Regions from separate parts of the Homo sapiens genome. Here all the other regions are linked to region 3. Evidence: chromatin loops called from intact Hi-C (ENCODE). Cell type or tissue: heart right ventricle. All regions are shown on one strand. Each heading gives the region's core, and the rest is flanking DNA. Links, peaks and the distances in the headings are about the cores only. Region 1 overlaps PLCXD3 (phosphatidylinositol specific phospholipase C X domain containing 3). Region 2 overlaps PLCXD3 (phosphatidylinositol specific phospholipase C X domain containing 3). Region 3 has its middle 4.9 kb from the start of C7.

What was found. A loop is a pair of places that touch in the nucleus more often than their neighbours do. Peaks named below come from ENCODE experiments on the same cell type or tissue, not always from the same donor. Only the 100,000 strongest peaks of a DNase experiment are listed, where the experiment ranks them.
Region 1: it touches region 3 in a loop (6-fold over the local background); 24 of 110 quality-filtered maps call a loop at or near these places.
Region 2: a loop joins it to region 3, with 6 times the contacts of the local background. A loop is called at or near these places in 24 of 110 quality-filtered maps.

Annotation. Positions count from the first base shown.
Region 1 is chr5:41,343,749-41,351,126 of GRCh38, reverse strand. The region is part of intron 2 of PLCXD3 (phosphatidylinositol specific phospholipase C X domain containing 3); the gene reads left to right. Among named protein-coding and RNA genes, the nearest start is that of C6, 130 kb to the right of the region's middle. In heart right ventricle, for the core only: no CTCF peak of the experiment used is centred there; no DNase peak of the experiment used is centred there.
Region 2 is chr5:41,333,999-41,341,376 of GRCh38, reverse strand. The region is part of intron 2 of PLCXD3 (phosphatidylinositol specific phospholipase C X domain containing 3); the gene reads left to right. Among named protein-coding and RNA genes, the nearest start is that of C6, 120 kb to the right of the region's middle. RefSeq lists a silencer at 6,554-6,603. In heart right ventricle, for the core only: a CTCF peak has its summit at 2,885 (motif pointing right); no DNase peak of the experiment used is centred there; H3K27ac peaks cover 106 bases.
Region 3 is chr5:40,900,859-40,908,236 of GRCh38, reverse strand. No RefSeq gene overlaps it. Among named protein-coding and RNA genes, the nearest start is that of C7, 4.9 kb to the left of the region's middle. In heart right ventricle, for the core only: CTCF peaks have their summits at 3,135 and 3,338 (motif pointing left); a DNase peak (open chromatin) is centred at 3,336; H3K27ac peaks cover 2,357 bases.

The DNA of each region.
Region 1 (7,378 bases), core at 1,215-6,214, 440 kb before region 3:
CTGCTCTGAGGATTTGTGGTTTCTTTGATAGTTTATAAAACATAATTTATAGTTTATAAAGCATAATTTAATACTTTATAAAACATAATTTAATACTTTCTCCAGTCCTTGCCACAAACAATAGTATAAAGTATGGTTTGGTGACTTCTGTCAACTATAAGACCAGAAATCTTTTTTTTAGAGCTTTTTACTCAAGCTGAAGACAAAGCCATAAAGTTGTACAAAATAAGCTTATGTTACCAGTCCCAGATTCTACAAACAGGAAACAAAAAACAAAGACATAAAACGGAATTTAACATATAAGAGATTTTGCTTATGCAATATACTTATTACACTTTAAGAGGTAACTTCCTGGGAAAAATAATTTTGTTTATAATTACTGTACTTCATAAAGCTCTTTGGAACTTTTGCCATACTCTATTTTCTAGGTGGACACTCGGGAAATTTTTCTTGACCTTGTCTTGGGAAAGAATTGCACCTGATTATGCTGATTCACGTTATATGCTCAGAATACCCTATTGTATTTTTTTAAGCATGATGTAAGAATGATGTAATCTGTACCTAATTACCCAATTATTCCATACCTTGAAGGAGTCTTTCAATGGAATGCATCTATACTCTAAGAAGAAAGAATTCCATGAAAATTCATAGTATACTCTTCCTATGGGAATAGAACCTAATATCCTAAGATTGTTTCCCTTACTCTTAGAGCTTCAGATGGAGAAAAAGGAAAAAGAATGGAGAAACAGGGCAAGTAAAGAAAAAGAATCAGAGAGAAGATGAAGAGTATAGTAGACATGGGGTCAGGTAGTGGGAACTGTAGCAAATAGAACTCTGAGGACCTCTATGCTGTAGATTTAGCTTAAATCAAATATGCCTCATTCGTTTTCAATGAGAAAACAGAGGACGGAATTTAAAAAATGAAACAACTGAGCTATGAAAGAATAGAAGTGGGAGGAGAGCCTAAACTGGGCTTAAAAACGTGAGAGAGGGAGCTGTGTGCATATTATGGTCTCTTGTGATGCAGGAGACAGTGAAAATTTCTGGCACAGGAGGTGTGAGAGAGGTCTTTATCAACTTCACCCATTGCGGAGTCATCCACAGATATTAGCCCAGCTGAGCAAGTAGGGCACCACAGTGAATAGCTGGCTACAATTTTCTGCAACAAAATGTTGCAAAGCACTACCAAAAAAAAAAAAAATCCAATCCTGCATGTTTACTAGGACATTCCAGAACTTTCCTTTGGGAATTTATGGGTACAGCAGTTAGGGAAGTAAGCAGAGTATCCACAGTGCTAAAGGACAAGTAAGGGGCTAGTGCTCTGTAACTACAGGATAATTTAAAGACCTGTGATGCATGCAATTGTGTTGTAATGATCACTGGCTTGCTTAGTGCATTTGTGAGTCTTTAAATCTCCTCAAGTGCGGAGCAAAAAATTCTAGGATTTTGAAGTGTTATTTAAACCTCCAAAGTACAAGAACCTCTGCTTTAAACTCTTGGACCATTTCATGAGGGGAAAGTGTGGAATGCTTTTGTCAGTTCTTCATCTTCAACTCCACATCCTGCATGAAGTGGGATGTGCTCTAGTTGCTTCAGTTTAAAGGAATGTTGATTTCTCAGTGATAATGTCCTTTTAACACAACTTGTGGCAGAATTTAATACAAGGAAAAGTTTAAAGAACTCCATCCCTTTTCCCAATAGGAGCATTTAACCATCTCCAAATTTGAAAGAAGTTATTCTTCTGAAAGTAGCAGTCCTCCATAGGAGCTGTTTGATGATCATGATGAAACTTTTTATCCTGACATAAAATTTTGAACTTCTGATAGCTTCTTTGATCCTAAAGCCATGCTTAGCATCCTAACAACCTCTAATAAGTGCAGCCATCCTTTTAAGAAATAAATCTTGCTTTGGAAACAAAAGACCCAACCTAAGAATAATTTTCTGACCATTTAAACAACTACTAGATAGAGCTAGGGGTCTTCACATTGCATGTGCAGAACTTGTAACACATGGATATGTGGACTCTTTCTAATCCTTTGCACTGTCAGTATCTGTAGATGGATATTGTCAATAAATCATAGAAAAGATGAGTAAATCACATTAAAATCATCCAGAAATTTTGAATCGCAGGTTTTAGATCCAACTACTGGAAAACCAGAGCAAGTACATGGATGTGTGGTTATTATTTGACCTTTTTAGACCCTACTATTTTTCACTTCTTTTGGCAAATTTTCCAGAGCTCAGTCCTGTATTTCCATGCTTTTTCTGAAGGAAATGGCTTATTTTCATTCCCAGGAGGTTTAAAAGTCTTCCTTCTCCTTTGCCAAGCAGTCATGGTATCAGCTGCAGGTCTTGCTCTTCCCCAGTGCCTCTGTACTTAATAAGTCTGCATTACGGAGGCTGCCAAGCACCAAACATATTCAATATCACACCTGGCCCGATGGTCTTGCAATCTAAAACAAACAAACAAACAAACAAACAAACAAAAAAACTCAGTAATTTTCTGTATTTGTAAGTGGTCATCTTATATGATGGTGATGGGATTTCTGTAGGAAAAACATCTATTTTCAAAGTTGGAAGACCTTTATTATTATATTTGCACAAGCTTCCTTGTCTTGTTAATTAACTAGTTAAGCTAGAGTGCTACCTATTGACATTGGAAAATATTACCAGGAATGTTTTTTTCTGGTTTCCCTCACTGATTCAAAATCCTACTCTCATGACATCTGACATTAGATACAAAGACAACAACAACAACAAAAATGACTTTCTGACAAGAATTCTCAGCTGTACCATGATTACTTCTTTTCATCCTCCTACCTTTGCGCAATTACTAACTCATCTATATTTTAAGATAATGGTACATTAGGGTCCATTTAGAACGTCTATTAGATCATAATGTCACACAAGCAATGATGTCCTTGTTTTGAAAATAGCATCCAGAGCAGCTACTCCTCTAACTCATTTAGTAAACGGGGCTAATACTATTAACCTACCTCAAAGTGTGAGAAGCATTTTACAATAAGGAATTCCATGATATGTTAACTAATAACTTGGAAAAAGTATTTGTTTCTCCAAATATCCACTGGAGCTGCCAGAGAACATCTCTAAAAAATCTCCACTGAACTATTTTTACTTAGTGTTTTGGAGAACAATTGCTCACCATCCCAAAGAGTGTAATGCCTATGACAGAGACTGATTCAGCTGCTAACAAGAGAGGTATAGAATAAAAGAGAAAGAGTAAGAAGCCCAGCTAAATTTTATTTTTTATTGCCCAGTTACCTGGTTTTGGATTATATATGTTTTTCCTCTCTCAGTCTTTCCTGCACCTCTTTGGTGATTCTTTGAATAATAGCGCCTCCAGTTGATCTGGTGTTAAGAGTAGGGAAAGACTGAGACAATTATAACTCAGGACAAAGGTGTTAGAGAGAAAATAGTAAAACTGAAGACCAGGGTGAGTTCACATTCATCTTCCATGTCTTCCTTTAATAGCTGCCATAATAAAAAACAACTATAGGTTGGTAACTAGTATCTACAGATGTTGTGCTTGCACAGACACAGCTACACCAAGCTCCCTGCCTTTTTGACTCCAAAATTAAGTGAGAAAGATTGGCAGAGCAATACACTGTTACAATGTAGAATGGTGTCTATAAGGTGTTGAGGTGCTGTGAGATTTCAGAGGAGAGATAAATTACTTTCCTTGGAGTGAGAGATTGCTAAAGATCTATGAATCTGATCTAATAAATGTCCAGAGTAAACCAAATCTACTAAGTGACAAGCCTTGCCATTAGTGAACCAGAAATCATTTTAATAGGTAAAGAATTTTTTTCTAATTTTTTCTAACTTTACTGTGCTGAGGCATCTCTTTGACATTTTAATTTGGAAAATCCTAAAATATCAATTTATTAAAACAAGATACCACGACTTTGAATGGCTAAAATCCAAAACACTGACAATACCAAATGTCCCACCAAATATGGAGCAACAGAAACTCTTATTCATTCCTGTTGGGAATGCAAAATGGAACAGCTATTTTGGAAGTCAGTTTTGCAGTTTTTTACAAAGCTAAACTTAGTCTTACCATATGATCCAGTAATAGCAACCTTAGGTACTTACCAAAATGAATTGCAAACTTATATCCATACAAAAACCTGCACGTGGATGTTGATAACAGCTTTATTCACAATTGCCAAAACTTAGAAGGAACGAAGATGAAGCAAACAAGATGTACTTCGGTAGTTGAATGGATAAACAAACTGTTAAATCTATACAATGGAACATTATTCCGTGATAAAAATAAATGAGCCACAAGAGGGCAGGAAGGAAGCTTAAATGCACATTGATAAGTGAAAAAGACATTCTGAAAAGACGGCATAGCATGTAAGTTCAACCATATGACATTCTGTAAAAGGCAAGTTTATAGAGATAGTTGGAGAGTGGTGATGGTTGTATAATACAACAATGTGAATGTACCTAATCCCTCTGAACTTTACACTTACAAATATTTAAAATGGTAAATTTTATATGTTAAATTAATAAATATATTAATATATATTTTACCACAACATACACATTCAAAATTATAGAGACAGTAAAGGCGAAAGATCAGTTGTAAGGTTTTGGTTTAGGGGAGGGTGGGTGAACAGGTAGACAGCACAGAGCATTTCTAGTGCAGTGAAACTGTGGTACTGTAATGGTAGATAGAGGACATCATGCATTTGTCAAAACCCATAGAACTGTGCAACACAGAGTGAACCCTAATGTAAACTCTAAACTTCAGTTAATAATACTATATTACAACTAGTTTATCAATTCTAACAAATATACTCCACTAATGCAAGATGTTAATAATAGGAGAAACTAGCTAGGTGTTGGTGAGTAAGGGTTGTATATGAGCACTCTCTGTACTTTCTGGGTAAGTTTTCTGTAAACTAGAAACTGCTCTAGGCTGGGCATGGTGGCTCACGCCTGTAATCCCAGCACTTCGGGAGGCCGAGGCGGGCGGATCACCTGAGGTCAGGAGTTCGAGACCAGCCACGCCAACATGGTGAAACCTCCTCTCTGCTAAAAATACAAAAAATTAGCCAGGCGTGGTGGTGGGTGCCTGTAGTCCCAGCTACTTGGGAGGCTGAGGCAGGAGAATCACTTGAACCCAGTAGGTGGAGATTGCAGTGAGCCAAGATAGTGCCACTGCACTCCAGCCCAGGCGACAGAGTGAGACTCCGTCTCAAAAAGAAAAAATAAAAAAAAGAAAAGAAAAAAGAAAAAAAGAAAAGAAACTGCTCTAATAAATATTCATTTGGATAAAGGCAAATAAGTATGTAGCAAAAATTAAATATGGAGTTAACCATGAGTTAAATGAGTTAAAGTTGGGATCTGTAAAGTTAGAGGCTTTAGTGACCTGAATGTGTGTGTGTGTGTGTGTGTGTGTGTGTGTGTGTGTACACATATGTATGTATAAATTTGGAGTAAAGGATGAAACATGGTAAATAATTGGACACTTACCAAGATATTTGACTGTTTGCATAAGCTATTTTTTTCTATTCACTACTAGCCTGAGCTGAATGACAGGCTGTGTTCAGAAAACAATGTTATCTTATGAATATTCTCATTCTCTAGGCTTTCTTATCATCATATTGCTATTCCAGTTATTGCCTTAGTGCATCAGAGTAGATAACGTTAGATAAACCAGACCCAGAATAATATGAAGAAGGATAACCTCTGGACAGGATTTTAGCATAATGGGTTCCAATTTCATCTTTGCCACTGAGTGAAAACAAGCAGGGGCAAGCCACTCACCCTCTCTCATGATTTGTTTCCACATCTATCCAATAAGAGGGTTAGACTAGATCTCTGAATTCCATTTTTGCTCTCAAGTTATTTTGTCTTGTCTGGTTAGATTTAGCCAAAGACATCATTTGGAAAAATCTCAAGGAAAGCCCAAGTCTGCAGAGATCATATTATTTGGACACAAATCTAATGTTGCCTTGCTTCATCAATTACTATTTGGACTTTTGGAAAGAAAATACTCAAATCAATATCCTGACTATTTTGACTGTGTCCAAGTCTCCCTATTATATGCTGTAATAGAATCATTTTGTTTATAGAACCAGTTTGTAATTATGCTTTTATTTTTGTGATTACTTGCTAACATCTGCACACACCCACCTACCTCTAGATTATGAGTTGTATGAAGGAAGGGAATGATTTGATTTTATTCACCATTAACTCCTCAGTGCTTAGTGCCCAGAGTAGGTGGGCAATACATATATATTGAATGAATGATTCTTTATATTAGTTTAATGAAACATAAATATAATTTTTAATTATATGAAGTAAAAGAGAATTTAGATTTTTTGATACATGGCTTGCTCTGAATTAGGATATTTTTTTCTAAATGGTTGTAGGTTTGAAATAAAAATTTTCCAACAGGAACTTAATATTGTAATTTTTAGTAATTCATATAATTTCTTGTCCATAAATGATCTTCTGTTAACTGATGTCAGTCATAGATATCAGCCGCATTTTTATATTTCTTATCTAAAACAATTTCTAGGCAAACAAATGAATTAAAATTATAAGAGCAAAATAATGGGAACTGTTATGAATATAAAACTTATAACAAAAATAACTTTCCTTAAGTGACAAATGAAAATGGATTTCTCATTCTAGATTCAAATATTTCTTTAATTGACGAGTTGATCATTTGGATTTCAGATTTTCATTTTGCTGTGGAAAATAACTGAAAAATGTGAAAAGTTCTACCTTTTATTTGAATAAGAGCTGAATAAATCTGAAACCTTAATTATTGAGTCTACTCTTTCTAAAAATAAGTCGCATTTCTGGATGGATGACTTGGCACTTAATCTTCTGGCCAAATATGTCAACAAAATATTGGACAAACTATCTTTTGTCTTCTTCTATTCTGTGTTCATGGAGTGATTCTAAATGCTAGCTTAATGCCTGCTCTTTATGACCAATGTATTATTCATGTTTTAGAAGTCCATCTGAAATCGTTCCTTTAAAACATGCCCATTAATTCAGAACATCAATTTAGAAAGATTACTTTTTCAGTTCAAGATAATGTTTTATGGTTAATGGAGAATCATAGATGCCATTTAAAAGTTAGAGCAAATACAAGAACGTAAGAAAAAAAAGCAATACAGTTGTTACTTATTTGAAGTTGAAATGGAAGCCTGAGGTGTGAAGAATTTTCTTATCAGACAAACAAATCATCCAATTGTGCTTAAGCAAGTAAATAACACAATTCATGAAAATGTTGGCCTTGTGTATAGCAAACATAATGCTTGGGCTTTAGGAAAAAAATGTTTTAATATGACTGTGACTTGACATTAAACCACGTTTTCATTAAGATCAG
Region 2 (7,378 bases), core at 831-5,830, 430 kb before region 3:
GCACAGAAAGGATCAGCGATTTGTAGACGTGATTTAGGTGGAGTCACAGTCTTGGTTTCAAGAATGACTTCGCAGAGTCAGCTAGGAAGCTGTCCACTCTGGACATTAGCATGGCAGTGTAGACATGCGATATTGATGGTGCTCTCTTCCATACATACTCCATTAGTGATACAGCCCAGTTTAGACTCAAGTATTTGTAATTCTTCAGTCAACTATATATGGTATTATTTGGTTTTTCACTGAATTCCACTAGATATACTGGTTTAATGTAGCTAAGAAAATAAATCAACATTATAAACTTTTGTCATTAGAAATAGAGCAACTTTCAAAACTGGTAAGTATTTTGTCAGCAACATTTTTTACATTTATTTAGAATACCTTACTTTGGTGGGATATTAACAAATATTTGTACTTTTTTAATACCAAAACTTTTTCATCTCCTAAAATGTAACTCAATGCCAGGAGTAAGACCTATTATAAAATACATTCTATTATTAGTAGCTAAAAGGTCACACAATTAAAAATATTTTCAAATAACTTCCACTTAATGACTTCCAGTGGGACATGAGTTCCCAATAAAATTAGCAACAAAATTCTTTAGGTTCTTTCCTGCCGACTGCAACTTTAAGTTAGAAAGTATTTATTCATTCTTTCACTTGAAAATAGCACTATCCCTCTAAACAGTTCTGCCTGAGAGACTTTAACTGCTTTGGAGAAGACTCTTTCCTTGCCTTGGCCTGTCCCTGGGGTCAGTGTTGGTAAAGGTGATGAGCAACGGATGCACGCAGTCATCAGAGACCATGGCCATCTCTAGTGTCATTGTCTAGCTCACCACCAACTCCCCTTGCTGGGTGTCTTCCAAATTTGAACCCCAGCTGTGGAAAGAAAAATTTCCAGTGTGGAGTGGTGAAGAATAATGGGATTTTTCAAATGGTTCTTCTGGTCTAGGGCAGAGAAACTGAGAACGCATGGCATTCCATTTATTTTTACAACTTTTAGTTAATTGATGAAACTAATATATTTTGTTGCCTCTAGGATAATTTTGATATTTCAGTACATTAGCTATTTAATTAGTCATTTCACAGTATCATGTTACCTGTTTTTAGGGACACTACGTGCAGTGAGTTGCAAAATTCAGTGTAGAAAAATGCTCTGATAAAAAGAGACTGGTGAATGCTGGTTACCTCATTCCCTGAATAAAACTGCTCCTGATTATCTAAAAGAGGCACTGCTGAGAGAAGGACCCAGGAGAGCAGCATCTATACAAAGGCATGCAGTTAATGCAATTGTAGGTGTGAATCTATATAACTTTAGAGGTTAACTGAGATTCCAGAAACACATACACAAACAGAGAGCCATTTATCTGAATTTTCAACACCTCGCCATGTTTCTGACTGAAGGCTCCTCTGGCCCTCTCTATGGCGAGTGTCTTTCCTTTTGTTCCATCTAGAATAAATCCTGTAAGTAACTTTTAAAGACCTATCCCTGCAAATCTCCCTTGAAATAACCCAGCACTGGATATGATCTATTATGAGGAAGCATTTTAATTCATCTTTTTAAGGTCATTTTTATAGCATTATAGATTAATATGAAGGAAGATTTAAGATAAAAAGTATAGCAAGGGTTCTTTTAGGATGACATTTTCAAATGCTTCCCTAGAATACAACCATACCAAGTTGTTAATAATGCTTCTCTTCCATATGACATATTCTATGATGTCTATTAGAATCAATAGCTAGTGAATCAATGACTTACTTAAAGCTAAAGTGAGCACAAGCCCTGAGGAAGGGCAACACTACTGTCATTTTGTCACCCTGGAAACCCTGCTTCTGTATTTGATAAGTACAGACTCAGTCAGTCAGGCAGATAATTTACATGACCAACTATTCACATACGTCAGTGATTCCAATTTTTGAAAAAAAAAAATAGTATGATTTCTCTGTATCCATTGACATATTCACTCTAAAGCCAGCCAGAAGAGACTTACTCAGATGGCTATTATCCCCTGGCAGCACCATTGATACTACCAGCTGGAGCTACCTCCTAGAATATCCAAATTTTCGTGTTTCTCCTCTGCTCCCATTCCTTAGTTTCTGACCACTATCTACCCTTGGATCACTCTTGAGGACTTTTCTTGCAGTTCTGGTGGGATCTCAGCTCCTGCATGCTTTATATCTTCTTTGGAAGCAGAGAGGAGATTCTCTGAGCTAAAGAGGGAGAAGAATATATATGCTAGCAAACTACTGTTGACTCTTCCAGAGATAGAGCAGCTTCCTCCCTACCCCTTCCTCTAATACTGCCTAATACCTGCCACTCACTGCAGAAGAAGCCATGAAGGAATTCCAGGAAAAAGATGATCATGAAATTACTGGGAAACATTAACGAAAAAATAGCCAAAATAATCTTTGGCCATAATAAAAGAACCAGAATGAGGGCGGAAATACTCTGTTACACTTCACACCCAAGTGAGAACATTGCATTATTTTCCGGTTACCCCTTTTAGAGGAAGTATAGACAAAGTGGAGCACACAGAAAAGAGTGACAAAGACAATAAGAGGGCTCCAAGCTGAAAAATCTAAGGAAAGTAAATGGGGGTATTTAAGAAGAATAAGGGAAGATACAGATGGTGTGGTTATGTGAATATCAATTATTTTCAAATATTTAAAGGAATATCACGTTGAAGAGGAATAGACTTGTTTTACATTAACCTAAGTAGATCTAGTGGGTGGTCAGAAAGAAACTTGTAATAGTAGGAGGGAGGCTATGAGAATTCCAAGCCCCTAAAACATATGTTAGAGTTGAGCCCCTGGAAAAGGATGCTCAAGTTGAGCCCCTTGAAAAGAAACTGCAATATTTTCAACAGTGTTCTGTAGAACACCAAGTCCACTAGATGTCATTGGTGATTTGTGTGTGTGTGCACATGCATGCACGCATGTTAGTAGGGGCGGTAGTAGCAGGGCTATTCTCAGGTCAAATAAATTTGTTTCCCAACTTAAAAAAAGGGAAATAAATCCTTAACTTCAGGACATTTCAATGTTCTTAATATGATAATGGTCTCCATATGCTATTATGTGTATTGTGAACATCAAAGAGGCTTCAACATTCCCTACACTTATGTGGCCAAGAAAACCTTTTGTTTTAGGCACATCTTTAATCTCTCATGAAGCATTGTTCCATGGAATTTAATTCAGGAAACATTTTTTGTAGAGAATATGACTACTTTATAATGTCTTAAAGACATTTTCAGACCCGATATTCTCTGAGACTTTTCTAAACATGGCAAGGAGGAAATATACAAGGAAGAGGGAGAATGTATTACAAATTAAGACACATATGTGGCACCTCTATGGCTTGACAATATTTATTGTACATTATTAAGTTCCTAGGAATTTGCTTAAAAATGTTAACATGGTCAAACAATTTAGAAAAGTGTCAGGTAATATGATTTCCCAAAGATATAATGAAGAGATGACATCATGGGAAATACTCTTCTAACTCAGACTAATTGACTTAAAATTTCTCTCCCTGATGGTACTGTTAAAAGATTCTGACTTCATAAGGTCACTGTCAGGAGGAAATTATAGAATTAACAACTTAATGAATATTATTTTCTTACAGAACAGATGACATATTTCTCTATCCTTTGCACCTGCAGTTGTCACTGATTAAAGGGGAAAAAAACAAAGAAATCACCTCTGATAATTATGCATGATTGCAAGTGTCCAAAGACACATTGACATATTAGCACCTGGGATGTTATGGTCAAATTAAATTCCACTTATATTCATTCCTTCTGCCTGTTAGCATTTTCTCTAAAGAAAGTGAAATTTCTGAATTTGGCTTTTAAAAAACAAAATCAAACTCAAATTTGGATGCTATAATCACTCTTATCTTGGAAAGGATGCACTGGGGACATGAAGCTGAACAGAGTACTGTACACAAAAAGTCCTGATGATGTAATCAATATCCTCCAGCTTCTGCTGGGCAGTTTGGACTGGAAAAGTCTCCCATTAAGTGCCCATGACAAATGTTTTCTGAGAGGTAGCTTTAGATTTTCTGAGCCTTTTATATATTATTCATAGCTTCATGGTATCCAGAGAGAAATCCTGGCTGAGGTTAAGACTCTGTGGTCACTGACAATAAGTCATTTAGTTCTGGTGGCCTTTCACCTTTGCCAGAGGAAGTAGAGGTACCCACGTGGGTATGTACGGTACACTGCCTAAGCATAAATGCAATTTCTTTTGGTTGACCACCACAAAACACACTTAAAGCAGCTGAAAACCTACCCTGGTGGCATTTTGGAAATGAAAATGTAGTTGTAATTTTTCTCCCTTATTAAGTTTGTCAGAGGCCACTCGTAATTCTTACTCTGGCTAAAGGACAAATTTTATGATCGCAGAATTTCCTGCCATCTAGATTACACTTGTAGGTTGGGTTTCCCAGAAAGCAGACTCTAAGACACCAAGATTTGTGTGCAGAAGGTTTACTCTCGAATTCTCTTGGGATCAACACCTATGGGAGAGTACAGGAAACAGAACTATGTAGAGGAAGAAATTGGACTGTGATGCAGTCAGAACAAAGGCCTCAGCCAAGACTGCAGGAGCTGTGGGGGATCTTCAGATTTCTCCTCCCACCCCTCCCCAGACATCAATCATTGCATGCAAGTTATTCCAAAGAGCATGTGTGGCATTGAGTGAGGTGGCTTTCTTTTGCCGAGGGCAATTCTCAGACAGAAACTTAGTTGGGAATTGACAGCCAACAACACTTTCAGAAGCTAGAAGAATGAGCACTCTCCATCTGGAAGGGAAGCTCTGGGAGGCTCATCACAAGCATTCACTACATACCTGAATGAATAGAGTTCAGTCACCTGCCTTGAAGTCACTCAGAACTAGAAAAAATGAAAGTAACTACATGTATTTACTGTCTATGTTCTAAGCACTTGAAGCATTAACACTAATAATGGAGTAACAATTAACCTGCATTGAGTTCTTATCTCTTGGGTATTTTACGAAATTTTATATGCTTTATTTCATTTAATTTACTATTCACTTTTATTATTCTCTTACATAAGTGACTTACCCAGGATTTGAATTCAGACACTCTGCTCCAAAGTCTTCACTCTTATCCTCTATGCCATACCACCTATCTATAATGTATTGTTTCATTTTATTGTTACAAAAACACTATGAAGTAGTACCATTATTATTGTCATTATACAACGAGGAAGATGAGAATTGGGGAAGTTAAATAACCTTCCAAAGGCCACATGTTATTATAACTCAAATATGACTCTGTCTGATTCCAAAGCTCTTGATCTTCCTGAATCGATTGGAGGGAGTCCATTAAAAGTCGATAAATACTCACTTACTTATGAGTCCTTGGGGAGTAGTTTTTATTTAGCCTCATGAATTTGTGAGAGTCCACGGAACATTTCCTTTAGAATTGGAATGTGTGCCAATAAAGAGACAAACAGCTAGTTCATGAAGCCAAAGGAGGCTTTATGGACATCTCCTTTTCCTATGTTTCCATGCAAGGCTATTCAGAGCAATTCAGCAATTTCTGTCTGTAGGATTTCAAGTAATTCTGGAACTAGTCCCATAGTCAAGTCAGGGACCATATCTGATTCATCCCTGTATCCACCCCAACAAATGCCACATGATGGGTACTCAATAAACACTTGTTGACAGTATGAGCAAATGTATGAATGCCATGGAGACCAGCAGTTTCCAGGATCTCACCATCAAGGACCTATTTCCCTATTTCTCTCCACAAAGCCCTTCTCTTCTTAATAAATGCATATTTTTAAAGTAATACTTTATTTTCCCATTGCTAAAATTAAAGACACACAGAATACGCTAGAACTTCCAATCAGCAGTAGGTAGTCAATACTAAACCTGGATTAATAAAACGATCCTGCCAACAGTGAAGTAGCATTTTTGTTAACTCATGTGACTATGGATTAAGGGTAATTGATTTGTGTTGTGGGTTTCAACATTACTGCCTCTAATAGTACTAGATCCAGAACTCTTAAGTGGATCTAACTACTGAGAGCCAAAGGATAAACCTAGATAGTCCTTGAGATATTTGCTCCAAGCAAAATCAGAAATGTAAAACTTCCTTTCATCACAGCTCTTTCTTATCAAATGGAAATTTTTCCAAAGAAGGGAAAGGAAGGACAGTGCTAGCGATAGAAACTGTCTGCTTTGAGGAAGGTAAATTGCTTTTGAGCTTTGAGTACCCAAATTCCCCGTGCATTTGCACTGAGTGAGGGGCTACTTGTGCCGAGGAAGAAACTGTGAAGTGAGAACATGTGATCCCACACAGAAGAGTTCTGCCCTTGAAAGAAAACCCATTGTCTGTTTCCTGGCAATCGAAATCTTATTAACATACAGAAGGGTCTCTTTGTTTAAAAATTGCAAAGCTTTCTTTATTCTTTCATTCCCCTGGAAAACTAGAAGACAAAATAGTCCCTGCACGCCAGGAGGCCCCCATCAAGGGCTGGCTGTGCTCACATTCTGTCTCCTGGCAGGGTTTGTGACTCATTTTGAAACCCTGACTTGGAGCAAACGATGAGCCTGAGGACAGAGTGCATTTTATGAACTCTTAAACACCATTTTTTCTTGTAGTTTATATGAACTTATTTTAATTGAAAATGGATTTTTAATGGTTTTCCTTGCCACAACAAAAATAAGGGCTGCTGTTGCCATTATCAAAGGAAACGGATGGCATATTTTGCTTTGATTTGTCTGCATTACTTTTTGTTAAACAAAACAAAAGCTAAACTAAACTAACAACCTTCTTGGCATGTAAATAAGATGAGATATGTCCCATGTACTTCTGAGGGCTTGGAATTTTCCACTTGGAAAACTGAAAACATCCAGTGTCGTTAGGATGAGGGTGAGGCTTGGTCAGTTCCTGTGCCCAATATTTTTGGTGCAACAGCAGCTCTTCTATGCAAATCCTGCATCTCCCAAAATATGACTGTACCCAAGGCTGTGGCTGAGTAGTTTTGAATGACCCTGGAGTACATTTGAGTAATAGTATCAAAGATATTGTCACCTGGGTATGTGTTGGCAGTGAGGTGGTGTGGCATGACTGTGATCCTTGTAGTAACCCCAAAGTATTATCATTGCTAATCTTACAAATGGAGAAAATTGAGACTCAGAAGGTTTGCATAATTTATGTAAGATTATAAATAAAGTACATTACTCTACTCTAGTCAGGACCAAAACTCAAATTTTTAACATCAATTCAGTTGATGTGATTGTTTTTGTTTGTTGGTTTTAAAAATAAATCTCTCAGCAAAGGCTGTGCTTGTTTCTGATCACCATTGTGTCCTCAGCACACAGAATAATATTTAGCAAATAAGGGTTGCTTT
Region 3 (7,378 bases), core at 1,225-6,224:
TTTTCTAGCTTTAATGACTTTTTCTTCCTATATCCAAAGCACTGGAATAATAAAGACAACCCCTATCCTCCCCTCATAAATTAATGGTGGTTTCCAGAGACAAAGCTTCCGCATCTTTTGTTCAAAGCTTTAGTGATTTGTGTGGAAGAAATTTTGTCACAGAGACAAAGATCCTGACTCCTGAAAGAAATATTTTTTATTCAGCTCCAACTGCATAAATTCCAGATGCCATAGACTCATCTTAAATTCTCAATATACAATTCCATTTCAGCGGCTCTCTTAGTTTGGGTTCCCCCAGAAGTAGATTCAGAAACAAGAATTCAATTGCAAGTAGTTTGTTTTTGTTTTTGTTTTAAGAGATAATCTTAGAAAGCACCACTGGAAGTGGGAAAGTGAGATTGGGGAGAAAAGAAAGTCAATAAAGGGTGTTTTATCAAGCAAGAGACTCCAGTGGGCAATTTGAGTTCAGTTCTAATGAGGAACTCTGAAAGACATTGCACACGAACTCTGCAATTAAGAGTTAGTCCAGCCAGGTGTGGTGGTTCACACCTGTGATCCCAGCACTTTGGGAGGCTGAGGTGGGTGGATCACTTGAGGTCAGGAGTTCAAGACCAGCCTAGCCATGATGGTGAAGCCCCATCTCTACTAAAAATACAAAAAAAAAAAAAAGCCAGTTATGGTGGTTCATGCCTGTAATCCCAACTACTCAGGAGGCTGAGGCACGAGAATCACCGGAACCCAGGAGGCAGAGGCAGCAGTGAAGTGAGATTGCACCACTGAAGAGACTGCACTGCTGAAGAGCAGCCTGGGTGACAGAGCGAGAGCCTGTCCCCCAAAAAAAAAAAAAAAAAAAGAGTTAGTCCAATTAAGGGGTAAGGAAACCCATCGCTGATGATGAAGGTAGCTTCTGAACCCATTGGCTCTCTGGCACTACCAGCTTGCCCTGGGGGCAAGCTAAGCACACGCCTGCAGCCATAAGTAAAGGTTTTCAAGCAGGGAATTGTAGCATTTGCAATATTTGCAGGTGTTTACCTTTGTCATTTAGAGGCGAGCGATGAAGGAATATGGGTAGGGTACCAACAGCATCTGCTACAGTAGCTTTTTATTTATATATACATGCATGTATTAATTTTTTCATCCTGAATTTGATCAATATTTTCTAAAATGTGTAATATGATAGGCTATCAGCTTTGACAGGTAGAAGCCTTAAGCTATATCCTTCCTTATTTTTGTTCTTTACATGCTATAAAGGACCGTATTAGCCCATTTACAGAATATCCTTAATCTAGAGGATGATTTGGATATATTTATAGTAATTTAGAACTTGAATTGTTCAGCTCAGGTATCCCATAGATCATTCAATTCTGAAAGGGTTACAGAAACTTCCTTTCCCCAATTGCCTTGCACACTCCTACCTTCATATCTGTAACATCACAAGAGCATTTCTTCTGTCTGCAATTTTAATGGAGGAACCATTAGCACAAAGGCTTTAAATGCAGGTGGGAGCAACACTGTGGGAAGTTTTACTGCTAGCATAAGTTGTATGGACTTTATTCACACAATGAGTCACTGAGAATTCACCCACTGGAAGTTTTTAAGAAAGAATCAAAGCAGTGTTTTAGATTGATTGAAACAGTAGCTGTGTGCAGCCTACATAGAATAGGTAAGGAAAGGAAGCAGGAAGCGTGACTTGGAATTTATTTCAGTAGTTTAGACAAGGGGATCAAGGCCTCATTTAAAAAGGGATTGACACAGCTGTCTCTACAAAAAACACAAAAATTAGCTGGGCATGATGGCACATGCCTGTAGTCTCAACTACTCAGAAAGCTGAGGTGGCCCAGAAGGTTGAGGCTGCAGTGAGTTATGAGCAGGTCACTGCACTCCAGCCTGGGTGACAGAGCAATGCCTTGTTTCAAAAACAAAAACAAAAACAGAAACAACAAAAAAAGAAGGGGCTGGGCACGATGGCTCACACCTGTAATCCCAGCACTTTGGGAGGCCGAGGCAGGTGAATCACTGGAGAGGTCAGGATTTCAAGACCAGCCTGGCCAACATGGTGACAACCCCTGGACAACATGGTGGACAACTGTAATTCCAGCTACTTGGGAGGCTGAGGTAGGAGAATCACTTGAACCTGGGAGGCAGAGGTCGCAGTGAGCCAAGATGGCACCACTGCATTCCAGCCTGAGCAACAGAGCAAGACGTTGTCCCAGGAAAAAAAAAAAAAAAAAAGGAAAGACAAAAAAGGCAGAAGAATTCACAGGGTTTAGTGATTAAATATGGTTTCAAGTCTGATTGACTCAGAGAATTGAAAGAATTTAAGAAAAATTTAAAGGAGGAAGAAAATTAGAAGTCAAAAAGGAAGAGATGGTTTTGGAGAGGGGACATTTTTACTTTGGGGAAAGCATCCAACATATAATGGAGGTCTCTTTGGGAAGAGACAGGCTTCACCTATGTCTCTTGGAGGGGGACATGGGTGGAGCTGCTAGCATGGAGGTATCTAACTAAAATCATGGACTTCAGTGAATCTTCTAGAGACTGAACATAATGAACCATAAAACCACAAGAAATGCCCCTGTTCAGGAGTAAGAAGAAAAAAAGTCCCAAAAAGGAGAGGTTACAGAAAAAGAAGAAAAACCAAAACAGTGCAACATCAAGCCAATTCAGGAGAATTTCAAGATGAAGAACCCAGTCAACAATTACTCCCAGCAAATGCCCAGCTTGGATTTGCAAAGCACAGTGCATTGTAAATTAAATGTTCTGAAAGTTCTGTAACAAGTAAAACTTTTTTAACTTTTTCAACCCAGAATTTCTCAAGTTCATGTGACCCCCTGGACTTTTATTTCTAACAAACCCCAAAACTGGTATATGGGCATGCTTTGGCAAATAAATGGTGTCTGAGCCAAAGCTAAATCAGTAGAAGGATAAAGCAGATTTCTGCCAGACTGGGGAAGGGTCAATAAGGGCACAGCCCTCTCCTCATCTCCTGTGACACCAGCTCTTCCCCATTTGCCCTCACCTCCCTTGGCAGCTCTTCAAACACTGTTAACATCCCCAAACCCTAATGAAACTATTACTCCACCGATGATATCAGGAAGCAATTCTGGTTCACCACAGGGAGATATTTGAAAACATTTTAACGAAGCTATTTCATTTACTAGTCATTTCATTTTGCTCTGAATTGTTCCAACAGATTTAGCTGACTCTGGGGGTTTCAGAGGAACAAACTCACTGGGGAAGAGTAAAAGCCTCCTTTTTCCTCCTCTCTTGTATTGAGGCTGATAAGGTCAGAATTGAACCGGCCAGGAGTTGGAGTGAAGAAGCAAGAGCATCCCCTAGTGGCAGACTGCTCCAGGCCCTAGAGTCAAAGAATACCATTAAGCTCTGGAGTTAAACCACTCAGGAGGGAGTGAAACACAGTGAATCTTCCTAGGCTCCCAGGCAAGTGCTTGTTAAGCTAATAAGTACTCCAGGTGGTGTTGCTTTTTCCATTTAAAGTGTCACACTGTGAACAGTTTGAGAATGAAAAATGGCTGCCAAGCAATGCCTTATTCAAAGGAAGATTTCAGTAAAATGATGATTATTAAATGCTTTATCATTACACATAATAAGATGCTGCCCATCTCTGCTGGAAGCACTGCATTAAATGCTGTGATCTGTGCATTAATTTAAAGTGAGGCCACTAGATTAATACTCTCTGTTGGCATCCGGTTCTTCATAGGAAAGTTGTTTAAGGTTTAAATAGATTAGGAAATACAAGGTTTCACACTTCCCTTCTGGACAGACTTCTGGACAGGTGCCGTTGTACTTTTCCACACTGGACAAGCTTTTGCCCTGGTGACCCCGATGGCTGCAAATGGCAAGAATCAAATTACAATCACGAGGAGATAAGAAGTTTTGTCGTTATGGTTTTTAATAGCGACAGGCATTTGCTAAATTTAGGAGAAGGCCCAGATTTGTTTGGGTTTCTGAATGGCATCTGGGTTTTTCAGTTATTGCAATGCACATTGTAGCAGTAGCCTGCAAGTACAAGATACATTTCATTTGGTTTAAATTTGAATTAAGTCAAACAGCTCTGAGAAGGAAGACATAAAATACAAAGATTTCAGTGGTTCTGTAACTGCCTTATGTAAAGTCCTGTGGAGGAAGGGTAAAAAAGGACAAGGTCATTTATTTGATCTACACTTCAAACTTGTGGTGCCTAAACGGAAAGTTGTTTTTGTTTTCATACCAAGAGCTCAGCATGCAATAGACCTAAAATAAAAATCAATCACTCAGAAAATGTCAGGCCACCCCTTAATTTTAAGCTATAATTCTTTAAACAATCTTTAAACAGATATGTTTTAATATCAGATTCATCGTTAAATATTCCACAGGCCAAGAAAGAATAAACAATGTGGTTAAAAAAAGTAAAATCCTAGGCGGGTGGATCACAAGGTCAGGAGTTCGAGACCATCCTGGCCAACATGGCAAAACCCCATCTCTACTAAAAATACAAAAATTAGCTAGGTGTGGTAGCACACCTGTAGCACATGCCTGTAATCCCAGCTACTCAGGAGGCTGAGGTCGGACAGCTGCTTGAACCCTGGAGGCAGAGGCTGCAGTGAGCCGAAATCGTGCCACTGCACTCCAGCCTGGGTGACAGGGAGGGACTCTGTCTCAAAAAAAAAAAAAAAAAGAAGTAAAATCCTGAATTGTGCAACCTCTTAAAATGTTTGTGAAAAAAAATCTTAGTAACCAGGGAAGAATATTCACAAATACCTAACTAGAAACTTCTTAGGAGGAAAATTTTTCTAAAACCAAAATGAGTACTAATTTGTATTTCTTTTGTTTTGTTTTTTTTATTTTTTTATTTTTTTGAGACAGGGTCTTGCTCTGTCACCCAGGCTGGAGTGCAGTGGTGTGACCACAGCTCACTGCAGCCTCAACCTCCTGAGCTCAGGTGATCCTCCCACCTTAGCCGTCCCTTGAGTAGCAGGGACCACAGGCACATGCCACCATGTTCAGCTAATTTTTATATGTTTTGTAGAGCTAAGGTTTCATCATGTTGCCCAGGTTGGCCTCACACTGCTGAGTTCAAGTGAACCTCTTGCCTTGGCCTTCCAAAGTGCTGTGGGCCTCTAATTTGTGTTTCATTTATACAAATATGTGCTCTGAAAACAGATAATCTGGGTTCAAATCTTGGGCAGGTTTGTTCATCTCTCTGACTTTCTGTTTTCATATCTGAAAGGTGGAAATCATATTATCTGACCCCTAGGGGTATTATATTAAATGAGATAATCCAAATACAACAATTATAGCATCATGCCCAGAATATAGTGAGCTTACTCCAATAAATATGAACTAGTATGCAAATTATCATAAACAATCCAGCTGGGCACAGTGGCTTGCTCCTATAATCCCAGCACTTTGGGAGGCCAAGGCAGCAGGATTGCTTGAGGCCAGGAATTCAAGACCACCCTGAGCAACATGGCAAGACCCCATATCTACAAGAAAATTTTAAAAATTATCCATGCATGGTGGTGCATGCCTCTGGTCCCAGCTACTCAGGAGGCTGAGGTGGGAGGGTCACATGAGCCCAAGAGATTGAGGCATCAGTAAGCCATGATCGTGCCACTGCATTCCAGCCTGGGCAACAAAGTAAGAACATGGCTCAAACAAACAAACAAACAAACAAAAAATTGGGCCGGGCGCAGTGGCTCACAGCGGTAATCCCACCACTTTGGGAGGCCAAGGTGGGTGGATCACCTGAGGTCAGGAGTTCGAGACCAGCCTGACCAACATAGTGAAACCCTGTCTCTACTAAAAATACAAATATTAGTCGGGCATGGTGGTATGCACCATAGTCCCAGCTACTTGAGAGGCTGAGGCAGTAGAATCGCTTGAACCTGGGAGGTGGAGGTTGCAGTGAGCTGAGATTGCACCACTGCACTCTAGCCCGGGCAACAAAGTGAGACTCCGTCTCAAAAACAAACAAACAAACAAAAAAAAACAGTGAAACAATCCGAATAGTCATCAATGATGGATTGGTTAAATAATGTATAGCATATACACACTTTTTTTGTTTTTTTTGTGAGACTTGCTTTGTTGCCAAGGTTGGAGTATAGTGGCGCCATCTTGGCTCACTGTAACTTCCACATCCTGGGTTCAAGCTATTCTTGTGCCTCAGCCTCCCAAGTAATTGGGACTACAGGCATGCGCCACCATGCCTGGCTAATTTTTTTTGTATTTTTAGGAGAGACAGGGTTTCACCATGTCACCCAGGCTGGTCTTGCTCTCCTGAGCTCAGGCAATCCACCTGTCTTGGCCTGACAACGTGCTAGGATTATAGGCGTGAGCCACTGCACCCAACGACAGTATGTACACACATTAAATGGAATATTATTCAGCTAAATAAATGGAAGAAACACTCTATGCACTGATATGGAAAGATCTACAAAATATACTCTAGAGGTGAAAAAAAAAGGTGCAGAACAGTATAGCATTTTGGGTTAAAAGAAGGGAGGAGAATAAGAATATATATTCTATTTGTTTGCATTTGCATGAAAAAACTCTCATAGGATACACAAAGAAACTAATAAAAATTCTTATCTGAAGATTAATGTGGGAAGGAAACTAGGTGAAGAGATGGAAACAGAATGAATAGAAAAAGGTGGGACTAAGAATTTTACTTTCCACTAGTTTTATAGTTTTAATACATTAATGAATGTATTTCTGATTTTTTAAAAATATAATTACTTAATTTTATTTTGTTAGCTTTTATTATTTTATAATTCAAAGTACAAAACAATAAGCATCCTGGCTGGATGTGGTGGCTCATGCCTGTAAACCCAGCACTTTGGGAGGCCAAAGCAGGAGAATCACTTGAGGTCAGGAGTTTGAGACTAGCCTAGCTGACATGATGAAACCCCATTTCCACTAAAAATACAAAAAAAAAATTAGCCAGACGTGGTGGTGCACACTTTTAGTCCCAGTGACTTGGGAGGCTGACGCAGGAGAATCGCTTAAACCCAGGAGGTGGAGGTTGAAGTGAGACAAGATCACACCACTACACTCCAGCCTGAGTGACAAAGTGAGACTCCACCTCAAAAAAAAAAAAAAAAAAGAATAAGCGTCCTAATATATTCTTTGTCCTTTGTTTGTTTGCTTGTTTGTTCATTTGTTTATTTGAATGAATCATGGGATACTGTAGGGATACACATAGCACTAAAAGTAACAGCAATCTTACTAAAATGCTTCATGGTCACCAGGACCAAAAGGATGGTCTGGAAGGTAGATATAGTAATTCATAGATCTTTACTTTAGTGCACCACCAATCTATTTCTTTGATATTTATGTGACCAAGTTTCCAAATGCAAGCTCTCAAAGTGAGCATATG